Regions from separate parts of the Mus musculus genome. Here regions 1, 2, 4 and 5 are each linked to region 3. The links are chromatin loops, found by intact Hi-C in ENCODE. Cell type or tissue: heart. All regions are shown on one strand. Links, peaks and the distances in the headings refer to the core of each region. The heading gives the core; the rest is flanking DNA. Region 1 overlaps Ap3b1 (adaptor-related protein complex 3, beta 1 subunit). Region 2 overlaps Ap3b1 (adaptor-related protein complex 3, beta 1 subunit). Region 3 has its middle 6.8 kb from the start of Otp. Region 4 overlaps Ap3b1 (adaptor-related protein complex 3, beta 1 subunit). Region 5 has its middle 7.6 kb from the start of Gm32351.

What was found. Peaks named below come from ENCODE experiments on the same cell type or tissue, not always from the same donor. Only the 100,000 strongest peaks of a DNase experiment are listed, where the experiment ranks them.
Region 1: it touches region 3 in a loop (4-fold over the local background); 12 of 42 quality-filtered maps call a loop at or near these places.
Region 2: a loop joins it to region 3, with 2.0 times the contacts of the local background. A loop is called at or near these places in 2 of 42 quality-filtered maps.
Region 4: a loop joins it to region 3, with 2.3 times the contacts of the local background. A loop is called at or near these places in 3 of 42 quality-filtered maps.
Region 5: it touches region 3 in a loop (4-fold over the local background); 15 of 42 quality-filtered maps call a loop at or near these places.

Annotation. Positions count from the first base shown.
Region 1 is chr13:94,556,837-94,562,725 of GRCm38, reverse strand. The region is part of intron 26 of Ap3b1 (adaptor-related protein complex 3, beta 1 subunit); the gene reads right to left. Among named protein-coding and RNA genes, the nearest start is that of Gm32305, 140 kb to the left of the region's middle. In heart, for the core only: a CTCF peak has its summit at 2,526 (motif pointing left); a DNase peak (open chromatin) is centred at 2,525.
Region 2 is chr13:94,378,792-94,384,680 of GRCm38, reverse strand. All of the region lies in intron 1 of Ap3b1 (adaptor-related protein complex 3, beta 1 subunit), which reads right to left. Among named protein-coding and RNA genes, the nearest start is that of Ap3b1, 23 kb to the right of the region's middle. In heart, for the core only: a CTCF peak has its summit at 2,788 (motif pointing left); no DNase peak of the experiment used is centred there.
Region 3 is chr13:94,865,903-94,871,791 of GRCm38, reverse strand. No RefSeq gene overlaps it. Among named protein-coding and RNA genes, the nearest start is that of Otp, 6.8 kb to the left of the region's middle. In heart, for the core only: a CTCF peak has its summit at 2,934 (motif pointing right); a DNase peak (open chromatin) is centred at 3,021; H3K4me3 peaks cover 1,235 bases; H3K27ac peaks cover 216 bases; H3K27me3 peaks cover 4,512 bases.
Region 4 is chr13:94,449,225-94,455,113 of GRCm38, reverse strand. Ap3b1 (adaptor-related protein complex 3, beta 1 subunit) reads right to left here. Exons shown (of 27, transcript NM_009680.3): 13 at 4,029-4,161. Among named protein-coding and RNA genes, the nearest start is that of Ap3b1, 93 kb to the right of the region's middle. In heart, for the core only: a CTCF peak has its summit at 3,711 (motif pointing left); no DNase peak of the experiment used is centred there.
Region 5 is chr13:94,707,512-94,713,400 of GRCm38, reverse strand. No RefSeq gene overlaps it. Among named protein-coding and RNA genes, the nearest start is that of Gm32351, 7.6 kb to the right of the region's middle. In heart, for the core only: a CTCF peak has its summit at 3,410; no DNase peak of the experiment used is centred there; H3K4me3 peaks cover 1,671 bases; H3K27me3 peaks cover 3,691 bases.

The DNA of each region.
Region 1 (5,889 bases), core at 616-5,615, 310 kb after region 3:
ACAATTGGCTTCTTTGGGTCTGTGGAAGGCAGAAAAACTTCCCAAAGTTACTCATCATTTAAATTCTGAATAAGCTATATATATTAGCATATTTTAAAATTATAGTTATAAAAAAGAATACTGGTTAGTAAACAATCATTAGAGACCTTAATTGTGAATATATGCTAAATTTGATGGGTGTTATCAGGTCCTCAGTACTTGGTCTTAAACAAGGTCCTATAGTGGCATTTTTTTTTTTCAGGAGGCAGAAGTTCTGACTGCTATAAAGTAGCTGTTTATACCATGTGACCAGAGGTGAGTGCTAACCATTCCCACAATTCCATCTGACCCATGGAGGCAGGGGACTGACAGAGATGAGGAGGTTGAGGCCACAGAACTGGAGGCATTTGCCTGAGACACAGGGCGAGTGCATGGCAGAGCAGGCACTCAAACTAAGGCATTATGAATACAGGTCATATGCAGTCTTTCAATAGATGCAAAAACACACTCAATATTTGCTTTTATCAGTCAACAGACTAATTTTCCGATTCTGTTATTATGTCAGAATCCTGAAGGAAGATTTTCTCTTTGCACAATTATGTGCTTACTTTGAATGGTCTGTAAGTCAAGGTGTCCTGACTTAATTCCCCTTCCTATTTTTATCCCTGTTCTTAGAGACTGAAAACGTTAAGTATCATCTGCTTAGTCCTTTCAAGTCCCCAGTCATAAGGACTATAAATCCTTTTGGATGGAGCTGTATCAGGGAGGGAACTCGGGAGATAGATAACCTGGGCACCATAAGTGAGGACAAGGGAGACTCAGGCAGGGTAGAGCTACCTTGTGCACAACAGCCCCATGTGACGAAAGGACGGCATCTGATGATGCTCATTCCATTCTAACAGAAGCACCCACTGTTGACAAGCCGGCAAGTGAAACGCTAGGTCGCATCCGTATGCCATCTCACTGAATGTCTTGTCCATTATCTCTAGCAGTTGACATTTAATCTTTGTTGAATTCATAAGATTCAAGAAAAAGGCCAACTAAGCTCATGTTGTGACCCAAGTGAGAAAAAAGTGCTGCACTCTTGTAAAAAGTTATTTTGTAACTACTGTAGGAATGATGAAACCGGTCACATAATAATAAATTCGGAATAAATATATTGTCTACAACTCATTTAAATCTGTCAGAAGCTGGCTATAAACTATAATGTTCCCTTTCTCCCCCTAGACAGGATGTGTTGCAGTTCACCTGCTGTAAAGCGAATACGCCAGCACATGAATGTGAGTAGCTCTGAGAGGTTGCGCCTGCTGGCCTGGGGCACCCACAAACGCCAGCTCCTTATGCAGAGGCAGACTCCTTGCACCCAACAACAGCTTGGCGACAAGCTTTTGTCTTCTCTTGGATAGTCTCCTGCTCTCTGATTTTTCTATTCTGAGTTCAATTTCCTCCTGCTTTCTGTTCTACTGGTTATCAGAAACTGTGACAATGGCCCACTCAGGCTAAAACTTTTTTTTCCCCGACTCATACATGAAGCCTTCAATTACTGCCTGCTGAAGCAGACAGAATCCTATTAGTAAGAAAGACGATCACAGGATGCACTGCCCTGCCCTAGCTGTATAAAAATAATTAGTCCAAAGTTGACAAATGTGTAATGAAGCCGCACAGTCGTTATGTGTAAGAAAGCCTGGCTTGAGTAGGGCCCTACACATCAATCCGAAGCCGTCTGGTCCGGAACATTATCTTCCCAAGGACACAACACTGTAAATCTTTACTGGTTCGGCTTAACACACTAGGGCGCTGCAGACGGACAACGGACAGAGGCTCTGCATGGTGCAGAGTTCTATTTGGCTGGCTATTAAGTGGCATTTAAAGTTCAGTCCATTATACAACAACAGGAAGGGAGACATTAACAAGAGATTAAGACTTAGAGAATTTATCCAAGACAAGTTTTTTAAAAAATTGACCTGGAACACTGGGAAAGAATCTCTCTAGCAAATAGGTGAAGAAAAAAAAAAAGGTAAGAAAACCAAACTTCCATTAGGATGTAGATAAAAACCATCCCAACTGTCAGCCTAGTGATCTAGTCTTTGTATAAAAAAAAAGCTAAAATTGAAGTGTTTCCTAAGGGAAACACGATGCCACCCTCCTACAGCACGTCTGGTCTGCCTGCTTGGTGGGGTGTGGACGAGACAGAGTTAACAACAGAAGCCAAAAGGAAAGCCCCTTTCTTTGATCCCTGACAAAACTGTCATCCCAGAGGGATTCTTTTCTTCTCGTTTTTTAAAAATATGAAAACATCTATTTATTCTTAGTAAACTTGAGCATTATAGAGTATTACCTAACTAAAAGAGAAATTAAACAAAACTTAAATACAGAATGTTTTAGAGGGAAAAAAATCAGCTGTGCAGTCTGGTTATGCCTGGAATATTTAGCTTGTCATTATGTGTAAAATTAACTGAGGTCCAAGTTTGTTTTCAAATGAGATGCTGTTCCTAGAGCCAGTAGGGTTCCCAAGTAGATCCAAAAGCAGTGCTGCCCTCTAGTGGACAACCACTCGCCAGCAGAAGGAGCACCGGTCATTAGCCTGTTTCCCAACTCTCAGCTCTGTTGGACTCAAAAGGTATCTTATTGGAGAAGAGACCCAGTCAGATACCATTGCATCAAAAAATGTTTATATAAACCCTCGTTTCAGGACAGATTAAATTGGGATTGGAAGTAGTCTTGGAGCTTCTGAAATGTGTGCATGGAGACAGCCAATGTCACAGGCTAAGCAAAAATTGCTTGCATTACAATCCTCAAAAATCACATGGAATTTAAATCTCCTAGAGGTTCTATGAGAAAAGAAAACAATAAACAAAAACAGTACCCTGGAGCCAGATGTGGTGGCTCACACCTATAATCTCAGCATCTGGGAGGCTGGGGCAAGTTCCAGGCCAGGCTAGGCTATAGGCAAGCCTGTATTGCAAAACAAACAAAACACACCACAGCATACCACACTAAGCAAGGAAAAACCCAAACTGAAACCTGCAGAAAAAACCACCAAAAATGCAGCCCTGACAACACTCACTCTCCGGATGCTGAGATGCTGAGACCCACTTTTCCAGTCCCTGCCTTGATCCTACCTCAGTTACATTTAAACTGTTTCCTCTAAAGACTCACTTCTGGGACAACGTCACAACAGCTAGCTCACTTGGTCTAGCCTTCCAGACTGTTCTAACTGGGACTTTATTTACGCCTCCAATTTCTCAACATACAGAGACTAGACAACAAATACTATAGCTAGCTTTCTTAAAGACTAATGATTTTTTTTTCTAATTTTCCTTCCCCCCCCCCCACCCCAATTCAATAGGAAGCAATTACAAGAAGACTGTCATCCTAATCGCTTAAATTGGGGTGGATGGTTTTGGTCACTTTTGAGTAATAAATATATTGTTGTCTTAGGGGATGATTTACAAGTAATTATGGTCTTAGACAGGGAAGAAACAAAATAGAGAGCTTAGACTCAGGGATTTCTATCTTGTCTTTCCTCTTCTTTCTCTCCTTTTCTTTTTCCTTTCCCTTTTCTTTTCTTCTTTTCCTTCCTTCCTTCCTTTCTCTTTCTTTCTTTCTTTCTTTCTTTCTTTCTTTCTTTCTTTCTCTTAGAGAGCGGGGGTAAAAAAGGAAGATCATAGAAATATTATAAAATATTAGACAAATAGGGGAGGACTGTTAAATCTTCTAAATTTAAAATATTTTATAGTCATAATCTTACATTGGCAAAGATCTTTATATTTTAATGCAAAATTGAGGCTATTTTTGTTACATTGGTACAGAATTTTGTATATTGATATAGGTTTAAGGTTTGTATTGGTATAAATCTTTATATATTGATACAAAGCAAGATTAATTTTGTTACAACATTATATATATGTGTGTATGTATATATACATATATATGTTTCAACTCTTATATAGGTATTATACTTATGCAACTCATTTAATAATATAATGTTGAGTCCCAATCCTTTAAAAATTGTTTAGGATAATTAAATAACACAAAATAACATTAAGTTAATCAAACTCCTGGTCTTGTCAGATACTAGTCTGGATTATCACAGACATATGCATCCTGTGTTGTACAGATAATAGGTAGTTGGAGACAGGCAATATTTGCTTGTTCACATATGCTATGAATAGATGGTCTTCACAAATCTCAGAGACTCACAGAACATGGCATTGAAACATGCTTTTTAAAAAAATTTTTTATTAAATTAAGGCTTTTTGACATTGAGACAGGTCTGCTCCTAACAGTACCCCCACTCCACTCAAAAGACGATAATGACTATCAATAACCTCCATATCGAGTTGCTTTAATTGTGGCAAGCTAGGCATGTTTCAACTGCAGACATCGTGTCCAAAAAGAACAAATGAACACAGGGAAGTTGACTGCCAAGTTCTGCCAATACAGGGTAAGCGAGTCCTTCATAATTCCTGCTTCACACAAGGTCTGTCAGATGTTCTGGGCCAGAAGGCTGAAGATAGATGCTCCAACATTACAGAGAATATTGGGACTGTCCAGGCAATTGGCTGTCTCTGTCATTTCTATAATTTTTGGAAGCTGCGTCCCTGTGCTTCCTGCACACACAGGTAATATTTACTCCTTCTCAGGTCTCTGGTGGGGTTGAAGTCTAGATAGTCAAAAGAATCTTGCTATAAGCTTAAATTGTTTAGGTATAAGAAAATGTTTTTAGGATGGTGTAGTGGCTATTCCTGGTTGTCAACTTGACAATATTTGGAATGAACTACAATCCGGAATTGGAAGGCTCACCAGTGACCCTTATCTGGAGGCTTGGAGATCCTTATCTGGATCTTGGTTTGAAGATCTTGAGCCATAGTGGCTATGGATTCCAGAAGATTGAATCTCCGAGTTAAGGAACACACCTTTAATCTGGGCTCCACCTTCTGCTGGAGACAATATAAGGACATTGGAAGAAGGGAGTCTAGCTCTTGCTATTGCTCCTTCGCCTGCTTGCTGCGTGAGACTGAGTAACTGCTAGATCCTTGGACTTCCATTCACAGCTGCGACTGAACAATTGTTGGGAATTGGGCTGCCGACTGTAAGTCATCAATAAATTCCTTTACTATTTAGAGACTATCCATAAGTTCTGTGACTCTAGAGAACCCTGACTAATACAGAAGTTGGTACCAGGAGTGGTTCTAGAGTAACAGAAGTACAAGGATGAATCTTTTAAAATTCTGGAATTGGCTTGTTGATCCACCAGCACTTTCAACTATTGAAACCTCTCCAGATTCTCTCCCTCCTGGGAGCTCAGAGAATTTTGAAGACCCATGGTTGAAACTATATTCCGAACTTAAAGAAGCTAATGCCCTTGATTTTCTTAATGAATTAGGTGATTCAGTGCACAAAGCTTTCTACAAGATGGGGAAAAAATCGAAAAATGATTTTACTGGCTGGCTGCTCTTAGTATCTGTGGAAAAAATGATGAATGAAAGGAAGGAGTTGTGTGATAAAATCGAAAGGCTCCAGACACAAGTAAACGATCTAAAAGTTGCTAAGTGTGTCCTTGAGGAGAATCTTCTCTCTTGTAGCAATAGAGCTCAAGTTGCAGAAAATCAAACAGAAACTCTCATTGTAAGGTTGGCTGAACTACAGCGAAAATTCAAGTCTCAGCCTCAGAGTGTGTCGACAGTTAAAGTAAGGGCTCTAATTGGCAAAGAATGGGATCCTACAACATGGGATGGGGATGTGTGGGAAGACCATGTTGAAGCTGAGAATTTTGAATCCTCAGATTCTCAAGGGTTTGCCCCACCTGAGGAAGTAGTACCCTCAGCCCCACCTCTTGAAATAATGCCTTCCCCACATGAGGAAATTAATTTTGCAGAGTCTGCTCACGGCCCACCAATAGTTTCT
Region 2 (5,889 bases), core at 272-5,271, 490 kb after region 3:
TAAATAAATCTTTAAAAAAATAAAAAATAAATAATAAAAAATAAAATAAAAAGAAACCCCACCTTCTGCTGGCAGCCTACATAGAGACCATGGAAGAGGGAAGTTTTCACTCTTTGCCTACTTGCTATCACATAGCTGGCAAATCCATTCCTGGCATTAGAGCCTACTTCTTCAGAATTCTGATGTATACTGAAGACCAACTGAGACATCCAGCCTTAAAGACTGAACAACTGCTGGATTATTGGATCTTCCCTTGATAGACAGCCACTGTTGGACTAGGTAGACCACAGCCTGTAAACTGTTCTAATACATGCCCTTTCTAAATATACATATAGACTCACTCTATAAGCTCTGTTCCTCTAAAGAGCCCCGACTAATATATAAAATATATCTTTTAAAAATAACCAAAAAGAAGAAGGAGAAGAAGAAGAAGAAGAAGAAGAAGAAGAAGAAGAAGAAGAAGAAGAAGAAGAAGAAGAAGAAGAAGAAATGAGCGTGAGGTTCACCCTGAAGTTAAGCCTTTGTTGAAGTGACAGAGTTAACGTGAGGACCTGTGGGTGGGCCGTATGCCAGTCATAACTATGTTTTAAGAAGGGATGAGAATAAGAACACACACAGCAAGAAATGATCAGGCAGGGACACAGCAAACCAGAAGAGAGGCCTTGATGACAAGGCTCCTGACAGCTTGATTTGCCACCTTCAAAAGTTTGTGTTGGTTAATTCACCCAGTGTCTGTAACCTAGGACAACTAATGCAGGGTTTAAATGTTAAAAAAAAAAAAAAAAACTATCCTCATACCAAAACAATTAAAAAAGAAACACTACACACTTTACTTTTCCCCAGAGAGAATACAGGCAAGGCGAATTATTATGAAAAAAGTTTACTTTTACTTTTCAAATGGTATATTAAATATAGTAGTGACCATTTGCAGGAGACAAAAAAAAAAAAACTACAGTAATTAAAACATCCAACTAAGGGCTGGTGAGATGGCTCAGTGGGTAAGAGTACCCGACTGCTCTTCCAAAGGTCCGGAGTTCAAATCCCAGCAACCACATGGTAGCTCACAACCATCTGTAACAAGATCTGACGCCCTCTTCTAGTGTGTCTGAAGACAGCTACAGTGTACTTACATATAATAATAAATAAATCTTTTTTAAAAATCCAACTAAAATATAACCAGTATTTTATGTTAACTAGATAGTAGAAATAACTATGTATAAAAACTGCGAGGCTGAGGAGATGGTTTGGGCATTCGATGAGGGTGAAGGCATGACACATGCAGCCCTGATAGCCAGGGTCAATCCCCAGAGCCCACATAAGAAGCTGGCAGGGATGGCGTGCATCTACAATCCTAGCACTCCATGGTGAGACAGAGGCAGAGAGGGGGATCTTGCAGAAGCTTGTGGTCAGGCACCCTGGAGCACACACTCAGCACAGCACTCACGAGAAGGTGAGAATTGACTCCAGAAGGCCGACTTCTGACCCCCATATGCACACTACAGATCACGCGTGCCCCACCCCAAACAAATAAGTAAACAAATGTTTGGGGCTGGCGAGATGCCTCTTTGGTTACGATCACTCACTGTTCTTCCAATGGGACAGGGATTCTATTCCCACCACCCACAGCCATCTGTAACTCCAGGTCCTAAGGATCTGACCTCTGAGGGCACCAGGCTCACGCATGGTACAAACACACACTCAGGAGAAACATTCATGCACACAAAATGAAATAGATATTTTAAAAGAAAAACTGTCTCTGAAGATTTACTATAAATCTCACTGTAGTAAACTTAGAATCCCCTTTTCTAACATCTCAGGCTCTTCAAAACTCAGAGACAAATAGAAGGCTGTGGTGATGTGGGTGGGGAACAGGGCATCTCAAGCCACTCCTCCTCCTACTTTGTCCTGTTCCTTCGTTTTACATAATGATACTAAGTGGAAATACTAAAACCTAAAAGAAACATTTTAAATTGTATTCCTGTTGAGGAAACACACACACAAAACAGAAATAGATAGGAACTAAGAAGAAATGATTAGACACCCAAATGCCAGAAAAGGGGAAGCCTTTCTCCTTGGTTTCACTTTCCTTTTCCCTAAGAATGTTCCAGAACTTTCCTCGCCAGTGTTACCTGGAGAGAGAAATGGACAATGAGGAAGAAGAAATATCAATTTTAGGACCTGTCTACCACTCACCCAGACATCACCTTGCTCGGTCCTAACGGAAGCCTGGCTAGTCCCTGCTACATTCGTGCAAACAAGGACCTCTTTTCAGCCACCCTATGTCCTGTCCTGTTCTCTAAAACTAAAACCGAGAAATCAGGATGCCTTTGGTGCTGCCCCAGGGAAGAGCTACTAACTCTCAGGTCCAAGGGAACAGAAATAAGCTCTACTTCAGCCAGAGGCAGTGCCCAACTTCCCCAAGCCCCAATCTGTCACTATGACTTCCCAGATAGTGCCTTCCCCAATGCCCCTTTGCTTGTCACCAAAACAGGAAGGATTAAAAGAGCTGACACCTTCTTGTCAGTCTCGGATGCACTGTCTCTTCCTGCTCCTAAGTCAATGCCTTCAGAGTGTGTACTCAAAACTGACCAGGACCATGTGTTACTACATGACACTTAGAAATTAAGAAATGTTTATAAATTCAAGGTACTTGTTTGAAATAACGTTGAATTAGCAGTATTTGAAACACCATGTGTTATCTGCTTCAAACGCAGGCTTCCTTTTCTTTCCCTGCTTCTTCACTTACCCTCAATCTGAGGGAACTGACTTTATTTTTACATAAGTGACATCTTGTGGTGTTAAATGGTATAACTGTTCTATCCCATTCAAAATAAGCCTAAAAGTTTCAAGGAACAAGAAATGCATTGCTGAAAAGCTAAAGCAAACCTCATTTGGACTGGGAAAGGCGCTTGTACTCTACCAGAATAAACCAGAATACTGCCCAAAGCAACATGGGACGAGTCACGCAGGACAACCTGGGAGGGAGGTAGAGTATCGGTGGACTTTCTTTTTCATAAATCTGAAACCCAGAACTTATTACAACACTACTCCTGACCCCTCCTTCTCTTCCTCCACTCATTGTAAAGCAGTATAAACAAAGAGGAAACTGAAATCCAGCAGGCACCATGCTCATCAGTGCCACTCAAAGTACTACCTAGACACATGGAGGCACTCAAAGTCACATACTTGGAAAGTTGGAAGAGTAATTTGACAGTATAATTTTATGTTTATTGAATCCAATAAAAATGGGGTGGTATTGTACATACTTTTTCCACTGTATTTTTCTAGTAATTTATTTTTATTGAATTTTATAGAAGTGTTCATCCATGACAGACTGGAATTTTTCAAAGAAAGAAAAGCTCTTTAGCAGTTTGAGAGCAGAGCTCACACAATTAACTTGTCAGCCTTACTGTGGTGTGACTTATTATAACATTCTCCAATTCTAAGAGTATACTTTGTTCAGTTTTCAAACATGGGTAAAATCCTGCAATCACTAGCTACATCAACCACAGGACACTCCCTCCAACCTTGCCCACAACCTTTACAGCCAGATTCTCACTCCCCAACATCGTGATGGGTTGCTACCACTCTGACCCTGTATTTTCTAAAACTTCATACAAGCAGAGGTCATTCTAGCAGCTATAAAGCAGCTATAAAGCAGCTATAGAGCAGCTGGCAATATGTGTGTGCCCTCTGCACACAGACTAAGTGGTCCTTCCATGGCAGATTCAGTATATCTACAACAACTTCGTAATACTCATCCGGGTCTTAGCTGTCATCAGTCTGTGAAACACTGTCACCACACAGGCCAGGGTGGCCTGGAACTGGAGATCTTCATGCCTCTGCCTCTCTAAAGCTGGGATTACAGGGTAAAGACATTGATGTAGCTACCTCTGTGAACACCTCCTTTACGGTGTGTGTCTGCGCATGCACGGGTGAGGTCAAAGGACACCTTTCAGAAGTTGCTTCTCCCCTTCAGATCCCTGGGCTTGTGCTATAAGGATTTTTACCAACTCGCTGGCCCCTCGAGCATCCACTTGCTCTGTGTTAAAAATATTCCAAGCCTTTTTCCCTACGTCTTTTGAAATATGTACCAGTAATCATCACCAAGTCGCTCTACACAATTACCTTCCCTCAAAACAGTTCAAGAGCTGTGCACCACTAAGAGCAACACCTGAGACTTAAATCTAAAAATGAGGACGTGGCACAAGTGCTGAGGGACTGTGACTTCCTTCAGAGTTGTACCACAATAGGAGATATTAAAATGGGGGCAGGGAGGACAGGACATTTCCCAAGATTGCCAGAAAACTCTCAAACCTGGGCTTTGAAAAACTCCTAAGAGGAATACACAACTCCCCATGGCAAATGGCAAATGTGACTGGATTTGCAGAGGGGCTGGGAACTAGAGCAGGGTGCAGTGCTACAGCCAAGGCTCCGGGCCTTCCTGACATGCTTGTGGAACAGCACAGGGCCTGGTGATGCTTGCAGTCTGCCTCCCCTTCCTAGGGTCAGAGCCTTGCACAGCTTCAGGCATGTGTCCTTCACTTACCACATACAAAAAGGTAAAAACGCAAAACTCCAGCTACAACTGATGGAATCTTAACCAGCCAGTCACCCACCATCGCCTCTCAAGCCACAATCAACCAGGCACAGACAGAATTTTCTCTACAATACTGTGTACAGGACTAAAGGAGAACACGTTACAGGCACTCCCTTATCCCTGCTTTTTATTAAAACTTCTCCCACACAGGACAACAATATCTTCATTTAAAAAGCCAGTGTACAATCTCATGAATCCTTCAGAGCACGCCTCTAGATTGAGACAAATGAACACTGGCTTCCATCTTGAAGGGCCTGCCTCCATTATGTCCCATTTGCACTGGTGACACACAAAAGAAAAACGAGGTTGGAGGGGGGGAATCCCTCCTGAAATTATATTCAAATAAATAAAAACAAAAATAAATGCACTTGAGGAGCAGATTATGTCAGAAGGCAGCACATGATGGAAGTGAAACAAAAGGACAGACTGCAGAAGAGAACAGGGACGCAGCCTGAGAGTGGTCGCACTCTACAGAGAAACAGGGCTGTGACCAGATAGGGCCTTTCAAGAGAGGGAGCAGGAGGGGCAGGAGAGAAACACACTGCTAAAACACGGACACTGATGTAGTATAAGGATCTCCAATTCCTGTCATGAAACCACCTTGTAAACTGCCACAGAAAACAGCCATTTTTAAAGCCATAGGGAAGCGCACACAGGACAGATACAGACAGGACTTAGAGGCCGCCATCCCTCCACATCAGTTGGTTCCCTCAGTGCATTGTCCCCTGGGAAGAACAGAACCAGAGAGGCAATTATTGTGACTGAAGTGACAAATACTGAAATCCAGCCACAAGAGTGACTGAAACTTGAGCAAAATCAAAGAGGAAGAAACCACCCATAGGTACACAAAGTTGTCAGCACACTCCCTTCAAGGAGCTGGCACATTTCCACAGGCCAAGAGTCTAAGAAAGCAAGAGGAATGTCACCTGGGAGGGAGAGGCTTCAGAGAGCACCCTGGAGAGAAGAGCAACTATCAACTCTCTTACCCAGGGCTGCCTGGGCTTACACCACAGAACGGCCATACAGACAGGACGATACACTGGAGAGCCAAGAGCGAAAACAGCACATGATGCACAGAGCCTGAGACTAGCATAGTTAGTTCAGTGATGGGCTGACGGACTCACCAAGCCTAAGAACCCAGAATCTGACTAAACTGCGAGGTGGAACAGGAGGGCAGTGACAGAAACTAAATGGTGAAGGGATCTGAGAGGAAGAGAAGTGCAGAGACCATCTATAGCTGAGCCCAATTCCAGAGTCACCGAGTAGACACTTTAAATAATATGGTCACA
Region 3 (5,889 bases), core at 517-5,516:
GGGAAAATAAAAATATATAGAGGGTTCTCCAGGAAGAATTGGGTAGTATGCCCAGAGCCCTAATTGCTTTTTCCACTTACAAAAATCTCGGGTGTTTGTTAAATGTAACTGTAAGCTGCTTGTGTTGTTTGTAAACAGCTCTTTTCTGTGCAGACAGTGGGCTGAAATATGGCGCGTTATTATTCACATTCCTGCTATTAGATGCTGAATTGTAACATTGTTCCCTTTAATGAGAAGCGCCTCCCTCAATAATTAACGATCTCACATTTTCCTATTTTCTTGCCTGATGAAAAGAATCAATTTTAATTCGTGGTAAATTACAGCCATGCTTTGGGGTATTATTTGCTTACTGAAAACAAATCAAGTGACTTGAACACTCCTGTTTACTTTTCCAGATATGCAATAACCCAAAAGCAACTGTACATCAGATCGCATCGCTCAGGCGCACTTCAGAATGGAAGAAAAGATTAAAACGCAGGGAGGGGACGCAAAGGAGGTGCGGGGGGGGGGGGGGGAATGCAGGGAGGGAGAACCAGACCCAAAACATTTGCAACAATGGTGACCAGGATTTCTCAGATCAACCTCAAAAGCCCGAAGTGGTGCTTCCCCAAATCTCAGTGTCCATCCTGTTCTGGTAAGGGTCCTTCAATCACATGACCATCCCGGAATTTCAGACTGCTCCAGCGGCGGCTCGTTCACCGGAGTGGGTAGGTAGAACAGGAGCTGAGAGAGCAAAGGGCGCTTCCACACTCCTCTGCCTGAGATAACTCTAGGAGTCGCCAGCCAGAGACCACAGCCAAGGAGGATTCGGTTGAATGCCCCTGCCGGTCCACTGCAAAAACTCCTTCCTCTTCTGGTGGGGCCTCTTCAGGGCAGAGAGAAGCATCTGTAATTCTTAGTCAAACAGGCACGGGCCTAGCTCAAACCTCAAGACCTCCGTAACTCCGGAGCTGAGAGACCTGAGGTCAAGACGCACTTAGCCTGTATTGTCTCCAAACAGAGCCGACTTAATCTAAAGGAAAACAAAAACAAAAACCTTGACTACAGACCCAAGCTCTCAATATTCTTTTTTCTTCTTCCAACACTGAGAGCAGGGTTTCATACATGACCTGTGCACTTGTGTATGCGCTTTTGTGAGCAGTGCACTGCAGGTCCATTGCTTGGTCACCTACAGGGCCCGCGTTTGCCAGTGGCGCTCAGAAGCAAGAAACCTGGCTCAAACTAATGTCATAACCCGGGAGCTTGAGGCAATACAGGAAGTGATGGATGGATGGTGGATTGATGGATGGATAGATAGATAGTTTTTCTTTGAATACGTTTGCACACGTTTGCTTTTGCAAACTAAAAGCAGATCTTCCAGACAGTCCCCCTGCGTGATTCTTCAAGAGCTGAACCGCCAAGACCCTAGCTTGCTTCTTTCTCTAGTCTTCCCCTTCTGCCCACTGCCGCTCAGAGGCCCTCAGTGCAGAAACAACCACACCAGACAATGACGAATCAGTTCCTGCCTTGTGGCTGTACTGTTTATCCTAGCTTCCCTGGCATTGCTGTTTGCCCTGTTATTTTAATGGGCCCAATTAGCCACCCGGAACATAATAAGTGGCACACGGGTTTTGTTGCATGTGTTAAGTTCGTTGCTTTTCTCATCTCTATTTACTTAGGATAAATAATCGTGTATCCGTTATTCAGTTAGGTGACAAGGCTAGTAATTGGAATAAGAAGGAAAAAAGTCTCATCCTTATACTCTTTCTATAACTAGATATAGCGCTAATAAGACTGCATCAATCTTATGTAGCAAATAAATAAAATAGACAAACAAACAAATTTGCCTCCAACAAGTTAATGCGGTGTATCTGAGTGGAAAGTAGATATTTTCACGCATTCTGGAGATGAGGAGTGACTTTTAATAAAATCACAAGAAAAACAAATGTAATTCTGTAAGCCATTTCTTCCAGAAGCCAGCATTCTTGCCACCCACTTCCCCCGCCCCGGCTTCTCCATCACAACCTCTCTCTTTTCCTAAGGAGTTGGTCCCGGCTCAGAATGACAAGGGTCTTGGCTTTGCCAGTCACTTTACACTTGGCTGGGTGAGATGGGGGCGGGGCAGGAATCTATAGGTAATTAGCCTTCTGCAAGTAGTATTTTTCTCTTTCTTCCACTTTCCCTCCATTCTTGCTTTCTTTTCTCCCCTCTTCCTTCGCTCCCTTTCCTCTTTTTCCGTCCTGCACGCTTTTCATCCTTTCTATTCTCCCTCCTCTTTGACCCGTGTCTCCTGCCTCTCTTTTTCTCTTTTCCTTCCCTCTCTTCTCCACTACCCCCCCCCCCCACACACACACACACACTTTCCCCTGCCGGCCCCCTTTCCCTGTCCCTTGTCCCCTCCCAGCAGCCCGAGTGCAGCTAATTCCGGGCGTCTATATTCACTCAATTAGAGAAATCTACAGTGAAGATCGATCTTCCATCTGCAGACATGCCAGCTTAACAAATTAGATTCTTGTTTCGTGCAGGTGATTTGGTGACAGTTGGGGAATTAGAAGTAATAAGTTGTTGTGTTTGAGCCCGGGCCCCCGCCCCCCGCCGGCGCCCCTCCCCGCCCGCCGCCCCGCGGCCGCGCCCGCCGCCCGGCACCCCCGCCGCCCCGGCTGGCCCGCGCCCGCCGCCGCCGCCGCATCCCCCGCCGTAATTAGTGCTGCTGCCCTCCATGTGGGCTCGATTAAACCGTGATTTAGCCGAAAGAAATATAATTATGGCTGCAAATAAAATAATCAGCATTGAAGAGCGATTTCCTTAATGAGATGGAGCGGTTGCACGTCACGGAGTAAAGGGGTCTCATTAAGAGGTGGTAATGAGGCTTGGGTGGATGGTGCAGTCACAAAATAGCCCAAGTCCCCAGCAGGCCCGGCCCGCCCTGCAAAGCGGCCACTGGGCTCTGCCACCCCGCCCCACCCCGCCCGGCCTCCAGGGGGCGCTGCGCCCGCCGCACGGTCTCCTCCCGTGGCCGCGGCTCTGTAGCCCAGCCGGGTCCTTGGCGGCCCGCGGAGAGCCAAGCTGCAGCCACGTCCCCGCGCCCACGTGCGCCTGCTCCGGTCTCCTTTCCCCAGACTACATGGAGGACAGCAGGCTGGGTGAGCGGATGGCAGCGAGGGGCCTCTGCTCGGCGCCGCCGGTGTGAGGCAGGATCAGACCGGACTTCTGCGAGCAGGTGGAGTCGCCTCCCGGGGTAGGGGTGGGGGGCGACACCACCAGAGTTCCCTCAGAGGCAGGTGCCACACCCAAGCTCAGAGCCTCAGCCTGGCCTGGAAGGCCTTGGAACTTACTCTCCCCATGGCATTTTCCAAACTTGATTGAAGTCTAGAGAAAGTCACAACACCATTTTAACTCAAAACTTTCTCACCTGGGTTCCTCTGATCTTTCTGGTCCATAGCTCAGGGGCCCTGAATTCCTTTCTTAGTCAAGGTATATATACACACTCCCGGATGCCTGGGTATGGTGAGGCCTCATTTGTTTATTTGTTTGTTTGCTTTCCTTTTATTTTTATTTGGTTTTTCTGAGCCAGGGTCTCACTTTGTAGCCCTTGCTGGCCTGGAACTCCCTGTGTACACCAGGCTGGCCTCCAGTTCACAGAGATCCACCTGCCTCTGCCTCCTGCGTGCTTGTTTTAAAGTCGTGGGCCACCACAGGCAGCTGGACGTCAGTATTTGTTTCTAATTGGATTATTAGCCTTCTCTGGGGTTGCAGTGTTGGACAAGGAAAGGAACAGTATCCATACACTGTGACTCTCAGCAGCTGACACCTTTTCTTATTTGCCCTACTATGTGCTAGGTCCTGTGTTAGAGAGATGGACAGATGTTACTTCTGGCCAGGCTTTCAAATGGGCATGGCCTACATAGAGTTTTCTGCTATGGTGGATTCTGTTCATCAGACAATTGCTCCCTTGGAAGCAGCCATGACCCAGCAGGAGAGTGCATGGCAGATGGAGACTGCTCTCCTCGTGGTGGCCAGGAAGCTAGCAGGGAGAAGGCCCTGGGTCCCAGGAACCCCAGCAAGGCCACTGCCCTGCTAGCAAAAAGACCTGGTTTTCTTCAGTTAGGCTCTGACTCCTGAAAGTTTTGCCACCTTTCAGGTTTCCTCAGTGTATAGACCAAGCCTTCAACACATGCCTCTTTATAAAGCCAGGGTCCCCTTTGCCCTCAGCATGGACTCTTCTTGAGCTGCACCCTGGGCCCCTCCATTTGCTTCAGGGTACTCTTTTAACTTTCTCCATCAATAATGTGTTTCTAGCCAGAAATCTGGTGTCCCAGGAAGATAGTAGCTCTCTTCAGTGCTACTAGTTAATGGAATATCTTTTATAGAATGTTCTCATTCTATAAAGGGCCACAAGGTGAGACGTGTCACCGAGATAAGTTCTTGGCCATAACTGGTAATGACAAGCTGGAAAGAGTCTTCCCCAAAGCACTGCCATCTTAAAGACTCTTCCACCCTCAACAAATATGGGTTGGTTTTAAATCCAAACCTCTATTAGGGTTTTCTGCATTCCAGAGTATTGTCAGGAAGCCTGCTTTGTGGGTGGACAGCTTCTGCCCCCTAGAAATAGGTCCTGGGCAGCTGGCATGGCCCCTTACACAATGGTGGCTCATGAATAAGCAGCCCTTACCCTGGGTGGCAGTGCAAGTGAATTAGATTAACATTCCCACCCTGGGGCCACAGGGATTGAGGGTGATTAAAGTCTGCCTTAAGCCCACTAAAGCCCCAAATCCACAGCTTACACTAATTCTCTCATTCACTCCCCAAAGGCATTTTCCACACTAGAGCCTGAAAGCCAGAAGCAGGGGGGTCTTCTCCGTCTCTCCTGCCTTCCCGAGTTGCTAACATATGGAAACAGCCATTTCTGCTCAGGGACAGTTCTCCCCACCCCCGCCCCTCACCCCTGGGTGCTTTAGCATGTGGATTTATTCACCAACCCCTTCATTTCTGAGAGGTCCCCCAAGTCACCCATTCGGAATGATGTTGACTTTTCGTAGACATTTTTCTTTCACATGTCTCCCTCCCTGAGAACCACAGATGCAGGAGGGAGAGGGGCTCTCTGTTAGGCGGGGCACAGTTAAGCTGCTGTAATGGAGATCCCAAAGTGGAGTGGCTTAGGGCAGACAAAATGTTATTTCTCTCACATAGCGGTCCAAGTAAACAGCAGTCCAAAACTATGTAAGAGGGACGTTGTCAATTTACTGATGCTCCGCCTTCGGGGATGCTTGCCCTGTGGACTAAGGTGGTAGCTGGGAAAGTTGCTGAAAAGCGATTCTTGGTCCTTTCTTTTGAGGAGACAGCTCAAAATTAGTTCTTTTCCTCTCACAAGACATTGGTGAGAATTAGGCCACAGGATCTTATTTAACTCAAAGGAAACTGGAGAACTGTTGTGTTTACATGAACTAGTTAAAGCACACAACCGTGCTCTCCTGCTCTGGGGCAGACAAAACTCCCACGCTGAACAGGAGCCTCACTGATGACCCTTCCTTCCTTAACTCTTCCTCAGTTTTCACACTGAAAGATGTGTGTGTGTGTGTGTGTGTGTGTGTGTGTGTGTGGTGGTGGTGGTGGCAGAAGGTGGATCAAGCAGAGTGAGCAGAGAAGGAAGTTGAGTTTAACTATCACTTTGATAGGACTGAGGACAGCATAGAGTAGTGACGCACAGTTCTCTGTGTATCTGGCAGGGCAGTGACCTGCCCTGAATGTGACCAGCACTTAGAGATGCTAGAGGCCCAGATGAAAAGCTGGGAGGAAGGGAGTGACCTTTGAGGGTGGGCCCTCTCTCTGCCCACCCCTACCCTGCCCCCAGCTCTTGTGAGCCCTGCAGCTCTGCTCTACAATACTCTTGCCTCCTTGATATTCCTCTCC
Region 4 (5,889 bases), core at 624-5,623, 420 kb after region 3:
TAGCCAGAGCTTTTTATAATCAAACACCTCCCATCTAACCATTTTCCATACTGAGTAGGGGAGAAGAGAGGGATGACAACCACACCAAACCCTGCTAAACTGATGCATCCAGAAACACCAGCAGCAACAACCAGGAGTAACAGGAATGGAATCACCATAGAAACAGCATTCACCTCAGGGCCAAATGAGTGACCATGAGCTGATCGCTTCCACGTGTGCTGTAAACCCATCTACCTACTCGCCCGACTTGGTACCCTCAGAGGGCTCTGCATGCGGACGCATTAGCCAGGCCGCCTTGTGGCTTCTCAGAGCCAACAGGGGTCAGAGGCTATCTTACCCTGTGCTCTAACCCCGCCTATACCTTGTTCATAGCTTTCAGTGATTCTCTTTAAGTGTGCCACCTGTTTCTCAAAGGCACTTTATTGAATACAATTGCTCTGGAAGTGAGTAGGAAGCTGATTCACAAGCTGGGGTTTGGAAAGCGAGCTTTCGTAAGGAGTGGCTGCAGCAGTCTCGTCTCCTTTGTGGTAGCACCAGCAGGGACGCGGCATCCTAGTGTCTGAGCATCTGACCTTACAGAATAACTACCATGAGCTATTATTTTCGTGTGCACGTGTGTTGATGCAGAACTGTGACAGTCTGGCGATGTGCTATGTATGCGTTGTGCATACTTGCAGAGGGCAGAAGCCAAGACTGACTGCACGTCTTGGTCATTTTCCGCACTGTTTGAGATAGGGTCTCTTACTGAACTCACTGGCCCAACACTGCCCAGCCAGCAAGCCGCAGGCATCCTTCCAACATCACTCCCGCACTGGAGCAGACACAGGCCATCTTGCCCGGCCTTTACGGGAGACGGGATCTGAACTCATAGTCTCCTTGTATGGCAAGTACTTACTGACTGAAGAATTTCCCCAGGCCGTATAAACTATTATTAATGCCACAGATGCCCCCCAAAAGAGTACATCCTGTCTTTATGTAAACTTTGCTTTTAAAAACATTAAGAGCAACAGAGACATTAGACAATCCCCTAGCACACACTTCAAAGGTTTAATACTACACAAAATGTCACAATTTGTACTGTTAAATTTTTCTTTGAAATATATTACCCCTTAAGAATATAAATAAAATTATTATACCTATTCACGAGTAAATATATATGCATATATATTAGGGAATTAATATTTAATATTAAGGCTTTAATTTACAAAAACACTTTATTTTCACTTTTATCTTAAGACTTTAAAGACGAATGAGGAAGCAGAGTAGAGTTGTATGATTTTGTCCAGGAGTCACGCTAAGCACCTTTGAACTCTAGAATATTCTGTAACTATAAGCAAATGCTACTTGTGTTCTTGGCCTTTTCAAGTTTCCCTCCTGTCCTCAGCAAAACATACACTATACCTGCTCCTGTCCACTGTCCCCTCACTTACAGGTAAGGAATCAGTAGAGGCAGGCTGGCTAACTACCCAAGCGAGCAGTAACGTCCAAGCAGGCAGTCTGGTTTTACATAGACACAAATAACCAGCAATCGAGAAAGGAGTAGATGGGGAAACTAAAACATATTTATTTTATTTTACTGGTGCTTCCATCAGACTGTGAGTGCCATAAAGGCACAGACTTTCACAAGCTAAATGAATATCCTATTAATCTACTCAACATTTATTAAATATCTCTACAGATTCAAACTCTCACTAAATGCTTACTGAATTATAAAAAACTAAACAAAAATGAAAACTAATCCTCTATCTAATTCCTTTACATTATAGTAGGTGCCAACAAGGTTATTCAGACAAACAAATTCCGTTAACGCGTTACCTAAAATAAACTACCACAGGCAATTAAATTATCCTAAGTCAATTGAAATGTGAATTTCTCAAACTGAAGAACCTTAAGAAATCTGTTTTTCAAATTAATCTTTCACACCGATAATGGGCTATTTTATGGCAAGCCAAGTCTGCTTTGAAAGATTCTTTGAAATCAAAGAAAATAAACTTTTAAAAAATAAGCAGTATGTGGCAGAAATAATTACTTTAAAATTAATATAAATATTTCTCATCAGAAAAAAGGACCAAAAAAATAGGTAGGCAGACATTTGTGCTATGCTTTGTATTTAAAAAGACTGTCAGTACATTCCTATCTGTCATTGGTATTGTTAATATCACAACTATAGTTACAATAAATTATTCAGTTTTTATGTGTAAAAATAAAAAGACTGTCATGTTTTCACTAATCTCTGATAGTTTTTTTATACAAAGAGATCTTAAATCAACTATTACATTAGCAAACCTTATGCGACCAAAGAAAGTCATTATCAAAGACACATAAAAATGAAAAGTCATACTTAAAAGTATGACTCAAAACAGAGACAAAAGATGTTACTGTTCTAAGTGAACCAGACACCATAGGCGCCATTTATCATGCTATTGTTTCTTTCTTTTTTTATTTTATTAGACATTTTCTTTATTTACATTTCAAATGCTATCCCAAAAGTTCCCTATACCCTCCCCCAACTCTGCTCCCCTACCCACCGACTCCCACTTCTTGGCCCTGGCGTTCCCCTGTACTGGGGCATATAAAGTTTGCAAGAGCAAGGGGCCTCTCTTCCCAATGATAGCCAACTAGGCCATTTTCTGCCTATATATATCTGCAGCTAGAGACATGAGCTCTGGGGTTACTAGTTAGTTGATATTGTTGTTCCTCCTATAGGGTTGCAGACCCCTTCAGCTCCTTGGGTACTTTCTCTAGCTCCTCCATTGGGGACCCTGTGCTGAAGGAACACTGATATAGCTGTCTCATGTGAGGCTATGCCAGTGCCTGGCAAATACAGAAGTGGATGCTCACAGTCACCTGTATGGTGGAACACATGCTATCCTTTCTTATTTACCTGCACAAGTAAATATTTTAGAAATTTCTTTCTTTTTTAATTTGGAAGAATTTGCATTTAACATCTACATAGGAAGATATTCTAGCAAATCAAACGTTTGTAGGTGGAACTATGGAGGGAGAGGGTATAGGGAACTTTTGGGATAACATTTGAAATGTAAATAAAGAAAATATCTAATCAGATCAGTGTTATCCAGGAATTAATTTTGTTTTACTGTTTGCTTGGTTTCAGTTTATCATGGGCTCCCCATTGGAAGAACTTACCACAGCATAGCAATTTCTAGAAATACCTCCACATGGGGACCTATGGCATTCTACAGATAAAGTAATCATTGTAGTAAAAAGTTATTCTTCAAGTAAAATGTAAGACATAATCAGCTTCTGTTAAGTTTGGCTTCATGGGTGCTTTCTCATGCATATCTGTACTACACATAATGTAGTTTATATTACAAAGTCAATAATTTCAACAATTTTATGCAGCTTTTACCTTTTCTAAGCAAACCTGCATTTTAATCCACTGTACAACTATACTAAAATCTTCTAAATGTGAGAAGTTAACTTGTTTTTCTTTAAATGGTTCATCTTATTTGCAAACCATGCACCGGCACTTCAGTACAGAGCACGGTAACTCAGGACAATATATTTTGCTATCCTGTTTCTGAAAACAAATAATTAGGGTACACATGAACCTCTGGCACAATGATGGCTAAGTGTAGCTCGCCTTCAGTGAGAAGGCACTGGGTACACTTCTGGAAGGCTGAAAGGCTGAGGGTCCATCACTGTGCCAAGCTGTAAAGTCATTTGCCTGCTTCTAGCACCCTCTGCAGGCGAACCACTGTTATACCCGACTTCCACGCATGACTAGGAAACAGTCACAGAGAACCTTTGCAGAAAGGGTATGAAGCAGTGCTTAGTGAATGAGTAAGATAAATTGTCTTAATGGGAGCAAAACAAAATCTATTAATTATCTCATTTATTTTTTGAAATAAATTTTCCTGCAAATCAAGAATAAAGCTGCTACTTACTGAGAAAATACTGATATATAGAAAAACCCGAAAAGATAATATAATAGATTACAGCTATAGGACTTACTGAGAATATACAATTATGAACCATATAAAAATAAAGTGAACCTATGAACTCACCATCCCTGTTGGACAGCAGGCAGACCAGGCCGTTGAGGCATGTGTCGGTGACCTCGCTAATGCTGGTTGCACATCTGCCTATGGTCTGAATAGTGGCTGCTGCAAACTGTTTGTCCTGGCTTCTCACGTAGGTCTAAAAACAGTTTGATTAGTTTCAACATTGGCGTTATCAAGTGAATCAAAGCCCATTTTTATAGCTTTGTCAGGACAAAAAATTTAGAATTCTCTTAAGCCTAACAGGGGCCCCAAATGATTGCTTAACGTCTTTCATCGCTTATAACTTAATGTCCCTTTGGCAAAGGGACATTTTCAAGCCAGGGTCATTCACTGCAGCGAGTAGCTCAAGGCTCCAAAGCAGACAGTGGCGAGCATCACCCCAAAACAGCAATTAGCTCCAGAGCCAGGGTGGAAGATGCTGGGAACATGCTCTGGGAAGGTTTCAGTTCATTTACCCAGCGGTGCCTGTGAGCCCACGGAGAGAACACTAAACCTAAAGTTCAGAGAAAAGGAAAAAAGGAGCAATCTGCTAGTAATGACAACCTGGCACGGAGGGTTAGGAGTGTCTATGAGGGTCCAACAGCTCCGTGAGTTCTAGCTCACTCAGCTACAAGCACCTTAAATACACAGTGTGCATACATATTAACATAAACTTAAAATAGATCTGACTTACAAAGGAAGGTCTTTCCTGACAACCTTACATATTTTGTGACTTCTGTTACAACTTTTCTAATATAAAACCAAAGCTTTTATAGTTTTCAAAAAAGATTCCTAACCTCAAATTCTAAATATGCAATACAAAATTAACTCTATGGCTATCTATGACAAATATGCATTAAAACAGTTATCTAAATAAGAAATCAAAGAAAAAACAAAAGATATGTAAACACTATAGGAATTTAATGCAAAGTCTCAAGGAGATGGCGAAATGTTGAAGAAACAATGGGAGCTTTCTAGTTCCATGCAAAGAAAAACCAAAGTGGACTTAAAACTGCTCCTAAACAGGGAATTTAATTGCTATAATAAAAAAGAATGCATTTGAGTCGTTCAGGAAGCCTATGTTACTCACAAACAAATTATAAATAAGTATAAAGAAAATACATAAACAGAAATGATATACTAAATTAGACAGTGCTAAGAATGAACACACAAAGGAAGGAGTCAACCGTTCTGCTGAGAAGTCCTTACACAACACACTCCCAGGAAATGAAATACACAGATGAACAAAACCTGCAGAGGCTCACAGACCACGCCAGAGAGCACAAAGGCCTGCCTCCTGCTGTCCTCGGGGGCTAGACATGTGCGGAAAGATGACAAGATTACACAAGATGAGGGACTGGGGACACAGGAAAGAGCAACGGGGTGAAATCAGATTATGTGAGTGACGTAAAGCTAAACCCAACATCAATCTCTGGCCTAAGAGACGAGATGAGAAACCCAATTTTGTGGCCTGCCCACAAAGAGATGGCTTTACAGTATTCTAATTTTATCATGAATATTTCTAGAAAAATGTAAACGGGATGGAAATTCAGGAACCCAGGTGAGAACAAAGGAATCACGGGCATGCAGCTACATTCTAATAGTCCCGAAGCGTGTGAGTGTGTCTCTGTGTGTGTGTGTCTGTGTATGTGTGTCTATGTGTGTGTGTGTCTGTGTGTGTCTATGTGTGTGTGTGTGTGTGTAGTTAAAAACAGTGGTTCTCAACATATTTACATTATGATCCATACAGCAGCAGGATTCATGAAGTAGCAACAAAGATAATTTTATGACCGGGGGTCACCACAACATGAGGAACTGTATTAAAGGGTTGCAGCATTAGGAAGGTTGAGAACCACTGATTAAAAGAAAACATGGCATCCATATA
Region 5 (5,889 bases), core at 604-5,603, 160 kb after region 3:
GATTGGGGCTTTAATTTGTGCTCTCAGACATCCGGGGAAAGCCCTTTCCCCACCAATATTGTTAAGGGGACGAAGGGAATGTTTTCATCTATTACAGACAATGTAACACCCTTATGTGCCCCCTCCCTGCTTTTCCAGCTAGCCTCTCTATCAAGGAATTTGAGCAAAGCTCGCTGGGGGCATCATTCGGTTAAGAAGTCTGCTTTCCAAAATATGGGAGTAGGTGCAAATAGTTTTACTCATGTCCCTGGGGGTCCTTTGTTCTGAGAGTCCCAGGCTATTGTATTATAGAAGGGGATCTCAGAGAACTGTGTTTTCTTCCTTAGGCACAGGGACAGCTACTAGTGACTGTCAGGTCAGCTTAACTACAGGAGGAACGACCCGAGGGAGGTCCTTCTCCTTCCCAGTAAGAAAGGGGAGAACCAACAGTCTGTTTTGATGTGGCTTTGAGAGTAGAAAGTCTCATTATCAAAGCCATGTTATTTGGGGTCGTATGTGTATTGAGGTAAGATTATAGATTTGGAAAATCAGGTACTCCAAATGTTTATCCCAATTTCCCACTCTAGGAAGTAGAAGAGAAGGCAGAACAGAAAGGATAATTCATTCTTCTCAGAAGCTGGGGAAGTCAAATGCCCTTTACTTTCTAAGTCTTACAACAACAACAACAGTGCCTATGTCATGCAGTGGCTGCCTGGTTAGAAGAGGCAACAAGAACATTTTAGCAAGTACCTGACACACTGTATGTTTTTATTTGATGTTTTGAGACAGAGTTTCTATACTCTGGCCTCAAATTCACTATGGCTAGAGGATGACCGGAAACTTCTGTGTGTGCCACCATGTAGCCCCCAACCTGGCAACAACCCAATGGCATAAGGGGCAGCTTAGCAGTCCACTGGTAGATTTGAGAACCAGCTTGCTTTCTTCATGCCTTCTGGAAATCAGCCCCAGGGCTTTGTGCATGGTTGCTCTGCACCTTACCCACTGAGCTGCATCCTCAGTCAACCTCCATACCATGTTCTTAAATAGGATAAGTTTGAGAATATATGCAAGCTCACAACAGCAAGTGAAAAATTAGCTTCTGAGCAGACATTCTAAAGTGTCAAGAGAACACAATTTGTAGAAAATGGCCTTTGGGTTACACAGGAAACGGAGGAGCCCCAGAAGATCATACCAGGAGTGGCTCTGGGGACACTAACGCCTGGTTGTTGGGAGAACTTGCCCAGGATCTTACTTTAGAAATGTGGGCAGAAGATGACATCCTGGCCTAGGGGGATGGTTGTCAGTTTATAGAGAATACAGGTACCAGTACCAGTAATGGGGAAAAAAGCAGAAATATTTAAAAATCTATTAATTTCTCCCATAATTTGGATAACAAGCTGCCAGAAATAAATATATGTGGTAAGTTTGTAAAGGCTCTTAAAAAAAAAAAAAGCCACGTATTTTCAATTGCAAAAGTGCTATATTTCTCAAAGTGTGGCTCATCTTGAGGTAAGATCATCAGTGTCCAGAAGATGTGTGCTGTCCCACCAAAAGGCAAAACCTGGGCCTTTAAGAAACAAGGAAGGCTCATTTTTCTCACAGAGCAGGTTTGTGTGAGGGATAGAACTTTGAGCTTCCTGGCAGTCAATGCAAAAAGGGGAAAAAGATGTGATCAGGTTCAAAGAAGGAAGCAAACCTTCTCCTTGCCTGAGTTTTAATTCTGAAGTGTAATTGTAACAAGGTTCCTCCAAGAAAAAGCCAAAAAAAGGAACCGAGGGCTTTTCATTGAACAGACAGAAGCCTGGTGGCCATTGTAAGCAGTCTCTAATAGGGAACTCTTATGTCAAAGGTGCTCAGCCCCACAGTGAATAAATAAGTAGGGTTTTTGTTTGTTTTTTTGGTGGTTTTTTTTTTTTTTTTTGGTGTAGACAAAGGCACCCACATTCTGCGTGATGTATGACTCCTCAAATCTAGAGAGAAATAAGCAATCTAGTCTCTTCCTGTTTTTATTTTAGTTAGTTTCTTCTTGTTCTGTTTTCGATTTGGAGGCGGGGAAGGGGCGGGTATCTCAAGTAGTTGGAAAGAACAGCCTCTAGAGACCCTGCCCCTGCCCCTGCCCCTGCCCCTGCCCCTGCCCCTGCCCCTGCCCCTGCCCCTGCCCCTGCCCCTGCCCCTGCCCCTGCCCCTGCCCCTGCCCCTGCCCCTGCCCCTGCCCCTGCCCCTGCCCCTGCCCCTGCCCCTGCCCCTGCCCCTGCCCCTGCCCCTGCCCGGGGGATGGCAGTTAGGCCCCAGCCTGCAGTATCTCTAGGTGACCAAAAAACCCTCCAGGACCTATCTACAATTGCTGCCCCTTAGCAGATCCTGGTTGCCTTTGAGGGGTGGGAACAGTTTCTCCGGTGGGGAACCGGTGCTGCTGGCGAAAGGGGGAGGGGGTATGCAGAACACAGGCTGGTAGCGCGGAAGGAGGCGCGGAGTAGCTTTGTCTTTACACCTCAGCCCCAGAGGCGAGGAGGGGCCGCGGGGCTGCACTTTCTGCAGCCTATGCGAGCAGCGTTTTGCCATGGAAATCTAATTTGACAGAATAGGTAAATAAAATCAACTGTCATCAGCTCCCACTTTATTTACGGGACAAGGTCAATGTTTTTTAAGTACCAACCTAAACAGCTTATTGGAAACGGATTGCAGGAGCACTCGATGAAGGGCGGTTCTAGAAGTTTTGATTTTTTTTTTTAAATAGCCAAATCCGATTATTATTTGCAAAAAAGCGTCCTCGGCGAGCCGAAGCCAATGCCTTAGTGAATAGCCCTGGCGGTCTGCACACCCGGCCGGCTGCTCTGGGGACCCAGCGCTCCCAGCGAAGCGGTCCCTTTCCTGCACCGCGCACGGCTGGGTGCGCACCTGGGCCCGCAGCACCCGGCTCGCGCTCGCCCCTACGGCTGCGTTGCTGCCGTCCTTTTGTTCTGTCGCCTCCTCTTTCCCCTTGGTTGTTGATTATTAGTATTTTCCTAGTTTTCCAAACTAATAAGTGCCACTATCAGGCAGTTGGAGGCTCTGGGAGGCTGCAGGCTTTGCCGTTCGGCCCTAATTGATATTGAACGAGCTGCTGGTAGACGGGAACAGGGCCGCTGCTGGATAATTTGCAGTTTAATCAGCGTTTGTAATGAGAGCGGCTGATTAGGGCTGTTGGAAATAAAAGAGAGTTACAAGGAACGTCTGTCAGAGTCCGGTGATAATTCAGGACTAATTGTGGTGATTAGCGCAAACTGGATGACTTTGGGCTTTGCTAATGCAAAGAGAAACGTGCAGACTCCAGCCAGAGACCCCTCGGAGAACAGTGCCCCGGCTGCGAGCAACTTTGCTGAGCCTTTTTCCTGCGCGGTCCCCAGCGACTCCCCCGGCTTCGGGGAGGTGCAGTGGCCGCCACCACGCGGAACTACAGGGCAGTGACCAGGCAACCCCGCCTGGGTCTGCAGCCTGCCCTAACAGGGTCCCACAGCGCCTTCCTCGGCCGGGTTAGGGCTAGGAACACGCCTCTGGTCACCCCCACCCCAACCCCGGGATCCCATCCGTACCCCTACCACCACCCTGACCGAGGCCATTTTGCTGCAGGGAAGCGAATCTTGTCCCCTCCCAGTCCCCGGCTCCTACAGTCATCCATCACCACACCTCCTCACCGGGAACACCCGAAAGGGCAGAGCTTTCTGGGTTCCCTCTCATCCCATCACCGCCTCTTTTCCTTCCCTCTCTCTTAGTTCTCCGGGCCCTCATCAGACAAAAGAAAGGTTCTGGACACCCGGGTTCCCTAAACTGTGGTCTCTGGTGGGTGTCACCCAGCCCGCACCACTCTGGGCAGATGCAGCCCGTTAAGTGAACTGAGAAGAGCAGAACAGGGCTTATAAACTGCCGGAGTTCTCATTATTGAGGAGTTTCATAACTCTTTAATTCATTTTTAATGATGGCAATAAACATGGTAGTCATTTTGGAACAATAGCTAAAAATCATAGGGCCATTACTGTCCATTAAAACACTGTTTACAGTTCAGCGGGGGTTCACGTGCCCTGTAGTCAATCATATTAGCCCAAGGAGAGATTTATAGGTTGGAAGAACGGGTCTCTTTCTATTCTTTATATAACACAACACTTACTGAGCAAATTGTTTTTTTTTTTTCCTAAATTCACTTGGTTTTTTAATCGTGGGAATGGGGATTAAATAAGGAGGTGTTGCTGGCACCTCATTTCTATTTGATCAATAGATCATCAAGTACTGTAAGTGCCTTATTCACTATCAAATTAAATGAAAAATACTTTAACCCGTGTCCCTAGTGTCAGCAGATAAAGCTAATAATATTTTCTGTTATGTTTCCATTTAAGCTCTTAGGGCTCGGGAGAAGCCAGGTCTTGTGCTGTTTTCTCTCTTACACAGACCCACATACCTACATACGCAGGGTGTTGTCCCCAGCGCAAGAGTGTTTATTGTTTCTGGGAACCTGAGCCTTCTAATTCACACCAACCATTTTCCCATCTTACATGGATACACCTTGGAGCTTCAGAAGGAGATGGCAAAGCTTTAGGCCTCAGGAGCCAGAGGAGCTGCCTACTGGGGGGGGGGGGCTTCTATGAGACCGTTTGCCCTTTTGCTTTGATACCAGTTCTTGGTACAATAATAAATCTAAACGATAGGCCCAAAAGGGACGAATCTCTGATTTCCTAGATTTTTTTTCTATCCTAGATTAGATGTTATCTAATATTTTGCACACAGTCCCTCCCTGCCTTTGCAGCAACTAGCTACCACCCCTCCCCCCACTGCAGATTTAGAACTCTGTAACTATATAGCCTGTATTTTATAGAATACAGAATCCAAACGGTGTGTTTAGACATGATACTTCCTTTATATCATTCCATGGATTTCACAAAAATCATTTCCGTCTGTGTATATATTCTGGAAAGGGATTTCTTTTCTTTCAATAGCTGGGGTAACGTTGCAGTGGCCTGTCCAAAAAAAAAAAAAAAAAAAAAAAAACAATCGAACGATACTTGCGAAGTTTAATTGCTAACTTAGCAGCTCGGTCACACCTCCCAACCCATTAGATGATGAAATCTCACCTGGTTAGCGGGTACAGTACTGTGGCCTCAATGGCGAATGCCTGATTATACAGCCAAGCTGCTAATTTACCAAAGCCCCCAGCCAGGGAGGCTTGGACGGCCACCACTCACTGTATTCATGCGGTAGCTAAGAGAAGGAACCGTATTCCCTGAGCCGCTTTCCAGCTACCCGCAGAATGAGAAATGTAAAATTAGTGGAGATGTGTGCATGAAGGGAGCCGAGCAATTAGTAAGGCGCGGGCGCCCGCTGGCCCAGAGGGGGTCGGGGAGGGCGAGTAGGGAAACCAGGGCTCGAGGGCAAAGGGCTTCCTTCTTCGCAGCCAGCTGTCTGCAGGCCAGGTCCGCGGTAAGGTCAGCGTGCACATCTCAGCCCCTGGTGAAGCCGCGCCCGGTTAGGAACAATGCCTCTTACCAACCCTTTGCAAAGCCAGTCTGTGGGCGACTGGATACCCACCCGGGCACACACACACACACACACACACACACACACACACACACACACACACACTCATCTGCTTCTCTCCAGCTTGGCCCTGCAAAATCTCCTTAAGCATCCAGTTGTAGGAAACTCGGCCTGTGGCAGCATCACTACCAACAAGCCTCAAGGACAACCGTGGGTTATAGAAGGAAACCACTCTGCTTAGTGCCCTATTTTATTGTCCTATCTCCCCCAGTCCCCCACTTCCTAGCTTCCAGATAGCCACTCTTCTCGATGGCTGCAGGCTTGGCTTCTGAGTGCAGAGCAGTCTTGCAATCTGGGTCTCCCTCAGCGGGTGGGGATGCGCATAAACTGGATATTTACAACAGG